2 separate regions of the Mus musculus genome follow, and region 1 is linked to region 2. Evidence: chromatin loops called from intact Hi-C (ENCODE). Cell type or tissue: gastrocnemius. All regions are shown on one strand. Each heading gives the region's core, and the rest is flanking DNA. Links, peaks and the distances in the headings are about the cores only.

What was found. Hi-C counts contacts between places; a loop is a spot of excess contacts. Peaks named below come from ENCODE experiments on the same cell type or tissue, not always from the same donor. Only the 100,000 strongest peaks of a DNase experiment are listed, where the experiment ranks them.
Region 1: it touches region 2 in a loop (2.0-fold over the local background); 10 of 42 quality-filtered maps call a loop at or near these places.

The regions. Positions count from the first base shown.
Region 1 is chr1:132,115,259-132,118,163 of GRCm38, reverse strand. Cdk18 (cyclin-dependent kinase 18) reads left to right here. Exons shown (of 16, transcript NM_008795.2): 9 at 291-414; 10 at 562-682; 11 at 1,183-1,280; 12 at 1,463-1,568; 13 at 1,675-1,717; 14 at 2,212-2,302; 15 at 2,622-2,699. Among named protein-coding and RNA genes, the nearest start is that of Gm37120, 14 kb to the right of the region's middle. In gastrocnemius, for the core only: a CTCF peak has its summit at 1,319 (motif pointing right); DNase peaks (open chromatin) are centred at 1,335 and 1,575.
Region 2 is chr1:132,061,264-132,064,168 of GRCm38, reverse strand. All of the region lies in intron 1 of Mfsd4a (major facilitator superfamily domain containing 4A), which reads left to right. Among named protein-coding and RNA genes, the nearest start is that of Mfsd4a, 5.3 kb to the left of the region's middle. In gastrocnemius, for the core only: no CTCF peak of the experiment used is centred there; no DNase peak of the experiment used is centred there; H3K27ac peaks cover 1,495 bases.

The DNA of each region.
Region 1 (2,905 bases), core at 265-2,764, 54 kb before region 2:
TATGGGACCCTTACTCTGCTCTCCCACCTCACGTCTTAGGGACTGCTCCAGCCTCTTCTCACTCACGGCCTCCTCTCCATCCCTGAACTCTGCCCCCATATGCGATTCTCTGGTGTCTACAGGTCCTCGGGTGGCCTACAGGGTGGGCCTTCAGGGTGGGCGACAGAATTGGGGAGCCTTCCTAGAGACTTGTTCTGGTCCCCGTTCCTCTCCAGCCTGAGACAGAGGCGTAGGGTCTCCCACGTGGGACCTAGTCCCACTAAGCTGCTCATTCTTGCTCTCTCGGCCAGATATTCATGTTCCAGCTGCTCCGGGGTCTGGCCTACTGCCACCACCGCAAGATCCTGCACCGGGACCTGAAGCCCCAGAACCTACTCATCAATGAGAGGGGCGAGCTGAAGCTGGCCGACTTTGGTGAGGCTGATGCCAGGGTCAGGTTGGCAGGAGGGTCTGACCCCTGGGTTACACGGCCTCTTCAGTGTGCAGGAATGCTGGGGGATGTCTGAGTATAGGACCCTTTAGGACCCTTTAGCGGAGGTCTAGTAACATGTCTGTTCCTAGGCCTGGCCCGGGCCAAATCAGTGCCTACAAAGACCTATTCCAATGAGGTGGTGACCCTCTGGTACAGGCCCCCAGATGTGCTGCTGGGATCCACAGAGTACTCCACCCCCATTGACATGTGGTGAGTGAGCTGCAGACAGGAGTGAACCAGGCCATCCGTACCCTTAGGCTTCACGTCTCCCTGATGTGCTGCTGTTAGCAAATGAAGTCTGAAATATATCAGGTTCTCCAAGCTTATAGAGCCTCTAACGCTATAATTCTGAGGTGGTTCCCAGGGGGGTGGAGGTGGGAATTACCAGAGGGTAGATGGATGAGGCCTCCCCTGGAACATCTTGGAAGGGGACATACTATTTTATTGTTAAAATGTACGATTTGGTGTAAAATGAAAACCAACTCAACTTTAAAGTCAGCACAGGTGTCTGGCCGAGCCCAGGGCTCCTCGGAGACTGAGAGTATTGAATCTTTTCCTGCCTAGCAGTTAAGGGGACGCAGGCCTCACAAAGGGGGTCCGTAGTGGGGGTTGGTTTTACAAGCCTTTCAAGCCCCATTGGACCCCTCACATAGCAGCCTTAGGAGGCGTGCCTGCTCTTCCTGGCCTCAGTGTTGCCCTTACTTCCGCAGGGGCGTGGGCTGCATCCTCTATGAGATGGCCACCGGCAAGCCCCTCTTCCCGGGCTCTACTGTCAAGGAGGAGTTGCACCTCATCTTCCGTCTCCTAGGTTAGTTTCTTTCTGTACGCTCCACCTCGTCACCAGGGGGCGCTAGAACTCTGTCTACCCAGAAGCACCGAGGTGGGGGGCCTGCTAGCTTTGACTACTCTGCTTTCTTCTTCAATGTTGCTCCCTCTCCATATCGGCCTCGGCCCTTCACTTATACTTCTTACCCGGTCCCACGTCTCTAGGGACACCTACAGAAGAGTCGTGGCCGGGTGTGACGTCCATCTCTGAGTTTCGAGCCTACAACTTCCCCCGATACCTACCACAGCCACTGCTCAGCCACGCCCCCAGGTAGTCCCTTGCCAGGCCCCTTGCTCCCCACTGTGATCTCCCTCCCAGAGGCTCGGGTCCCCAGCCTGCCCCTGGCTGTGCCTGTGCCAGCACCTCCTCCTTGCAGGTTGGATACTGAAGGCATCAACCTCCTGAGCAGCCTCCTCCTGGTGAGTTTCCTCCCATCCTACCCTGGGAGCGATAACGAATGAAAGCCATGTAGTTCAGACACCGCCTGTGACTCCAAAGCACTAGGTTCTGTGTTTGGTACCCAAGGCCTAGTTGGGCATTTCCAGGGGACAAAAGGCTCAGTTTTCTCAACTTCCTATCGAATATCAGTTCATCCTTTAGAAGATGCTGGGGATGGTGCAGTGCCTACCTGGGAGCAAGCACAGGATAAAGGGCAGTTAGTGGTGCCATATACAAATAGAGTTGATACTTGGAGGGTGATAGCCATGACCTTTCATGTATGTTCATCCCAAGATGCAGTCACATTCCTGGGAAGCTCTGGTGTCTAAACCGTGGTATCATAAGGCCTGAGACTGCATGGTTTGGGTTAGACAGGAGCTTCTTCCTCCTCAGCCTTCTACCTTAGCACAGGAGTCCCATTTTCTAGAAGGTTCTCCACCAGGGCCCAAGAGCCTACCTACCCTGTGCCTTTCAGTATGAATCCAAGAGTCGCATGTCAGCAGAGGCAGCCCTCAATCACCCCTACTTCCAGTCTCTCGGAGACCGAGTTCATCAGCTCCATGACAGTAAGTGTCCAAGGGACCAGCCAGAAGCAGGGATGGGGGCAGCCAGCATGGGTGGGAGAAGGGACCAGCCAGAAGCAGGGATGGGGGCAGCCAGCATGAGTGGGAGCTATAACAGAGCCTGGAGCCTTGGGTCCAGCTGAGTGTCTTGGGCACATGTCTTCCCCCTTCAGTTCCCATTTGGAGCTAAGGGGGTGGATCCCACCTGAGATGGTAGATCTTCCAGGCTGGTCTTGACTGGAGAGTGCCTGGGCTCTGTGGGGATGCTAAGTGTGGGAATGTGGTTCCACCCAAGCCTCTCCCGCCCTCTTCTCTTGCCTAGCTGCCTCCATCTTCTCCCTGAAGGAGATCCAGCTCCAAAAGGACCCAGGCTATCGTGGCCTGGCCTTCCAGCACCCAGGTAGGGCCACATGCCCCCACCCCATATCCTTTCCTAGAGGCAGCCAAGTAGACCACCTTTCCCCGGTGGAGACTCTTCTTTGAGGAAGACATGAGGGCAGCCTAGAGTCTGCCCTTGGGATGGGAAGTCAACACATAGGGAGGTTCCTCCCTCACCCAGTCCCACCCAGATGGAACACAGCCTTTCACAGTAGTCCTGGCAAGGGC
Region 2 (2,905 bases), core at 283-2,782:
AATCCCAGTCCGTGGGAGATGGAGATGGGAGGATCAGGAATACAGAGTTATCCTCCACTACATAAGGAGTTTGAGACCATCCTGGACTAGTTGAGAATTTGTCCCCAGCAACTATCCCCAAGGGAAGTAAAAACATTTGTCCACACAAAAATGTATCCATGGATGTTCATGGCAACATTGCTCATAATAAGCGGAAATAAGGTATATTTTCATAAGCAAATGGCCAGGTAAATAAAATATGGCATGAATAAAGGGTCAGGCAGCCTACGGAGCCATTGTTACAGGGTGTCTCATTCAGCCAAAGTGCTGGGCAGGAACCACCGGTAATGACAGACCACACAGGGTATGAGAGTGTTCACATGAGCTGTCCAGTGCACAGGATCTGGAGTGGAAAAAAAAGCCTTGTAGGAAGTGGTAAGAAGAAGCACACAGGGGTGACTGCTGATGGATATAGGGTTTCTCTCTGAGGTGACAGAAATACTTTAAATTTAAGCTGGACGCAGCAATACATGCCTGTAATCCCAGCACTTGGTATGGTGGGTAGGCAAGGGTCGGGGGAGCTGTTATGGCAGGAGGATTGTGAGTTCTAGGCAAGCCTTGACTATATAATGAGACCCTATCTCACAAGAACAAAATACACAAATCTCAACGCTTAAACTATAGTAACGGGCTCACTACTCACAATAGGAAAAGAAAAGTGAGTTGTATACTTAAATAGTTGGATTTGATAGTATAGAAACCATGTATCAAAGTTTTAATTATAAAACATCTCAGAACTTATCCCACAAATTAGCTGATTCATTCAATAAACACTTCTTAAGTCATACGATGATTCAGGGGTGAGGGCTCCGGACAAGGTCACTGCTCCTGCCAAGTGTCCATTCTGGAGGGCAGTGTGTGACAGTGAACTAGGACAGGGACTATCCTATAACTCTGTATTCCTGATCCTCCCATCTCCATCTCCCACGGACTGGGATTACAGTCATACACCACTGAGACTGGTTTTGAGATGTCTCTAAATAAGAACTTGCCTAGTGCCGAATTCCCTTTAGGGCTCCAGCACACCTAACATATTTCTAGCAAGGTTTGTAGCAGGCTGAAAGGTGGACAAGAGGGCAGAGCTGAGTTATGGCTGCTCCAGCTAGGTGTTCTGGGTAGGCCACTTTGGGGAGGTGACATTAGGAACTGGCTCCTGAGGAACAAACAGGTCAGGCATGTCAGGAAGAGGGTGAGAGGTGTTGTAGGCAGTCAGGCCTAAGGTTGGGTGTAAGGCACTTCTCACATGCCCAGCACCCGGTGAGTCGCAGCCTGAATCAAACAGGCAGTCCTGCCTCCCCAACGTGGGACCGTGAACAGGTCGAAGCATCAGCATGGGGTCCTGAGGAAACTGCGTTATAGGGAACCTTCCTTGCCCCCATTGGCTAAAAGAAAATTGCTCACTGATCCTAGTTCCTGGAAGGATGGGCTCTCTGTCCCCTTGAGGTTGATAGGTGGCCCACTGTGACTTATTCCATTCTGTCCTCCAGCCCTTTCCACGAGAAAGGTGAGACCCTGTCATCTCTGCTGCAGAGAGGGGGTTCCCGAGGAGAATATGCTATCCCAGAGGCAGGCAGAGTGGAGTTGGGGCTCAGCAGCATTCTACCCCATCTGGGGGTGCAGAGGGCAGGAGTAGGCCCTGCCTGTATAGAGCCATGTAGCCCTGCCTCTTTTTTTTTTACAGTACCAGCAAGCCAAGAACAGGTGCCCAAGGCAGGGACACCCCAAGGTGGTCACATGTGTACCTGGCAACCCTTGCTGAAAGGGGGTTAGCAGCCTTCTCAAGGTCACATAGCCAAAGTGGCCCAGCAGGCAACGCCACCATAGTCACAGCCAGCCTGAGGGAGGACGCAGGTCCCTCCTCTCCACTCACATTTACAACTCCGAGTGGAGTCATTAATCAGTAACTTGAGCATTTATCAGGCTTGCTGGCAAGTTTCTTAAGCCTTGGAGGAAAGAGACGCCTTTAACTGACCCAAATTCACATGAGTACCAGGGGAGGACAGGCCAGTGGCACTCTACTGGTCTCTGCCTCGCCTGGGAGTCAAGACCCTGGGCTCAGTTGTATACCACTCTCTTCCCCTCTAGTCCTCAGTTTCCTGATCTTTAAAGTGAGATCTCTCAGGTCCTAGCTGCTGTAGCTCTAGCTGTGCCACTGTGTGGGACCAGGAAGAAGGTGGTTTCCTGGTACACTCCTGCATCACTCCAGGGATCACTCTGAGCACATGGCAGCAGGAACAGAGATAGGTGGGAAGATGCCTAGAGTTGGCACTGGCCCTTGACCTCTTCTTGCTAGCACATAGCCTGGGTCCTGCATTGACTCTGAAGAAGCCCAGGGCTGCAAAGAAGGATTGAGCCCTGGAGAGGAGTTGCCCGAGGCCTTGAGAAGGAGGACTTGCTATCTCCAGTTAGAGTGGAGGAGACTGAAGCTCACAGGTAGTAGTGGTTTGCCACGGGTCGCACCATCCGGCAGAGTTGAGCCTTGAACCCAGTACTTTGACCACACACTCCACCACATCCTTGATGTCAAACAGTTTCAACACGATTACCCTGTAATCCTTAGTGATCCATGTTCCTGGAAGGGGCTATTATTACCTCAGCCATTTAATATCGGCAATGAATATGTTTTAGTCTAAAGGATTTCTGAAATGTCCATGCACAGCCCTAAAGCACCTGAAAAGCTGCTGGCCTACTTTTTGGCCCAAGAACCCAGAACAAATGTGGGGTCAGCCTTCCAGACTCCGGCTGCAAGCCTAGACTCCAATCACAGCTCAAGTCCTGGCAGGAGACACAGGGAAGGGATTTTTCCATGTCTGTTTCCTCCTAGCCTGGGTTCACTCATAGGTCAAATGGGCACAAGCTTCAAGTC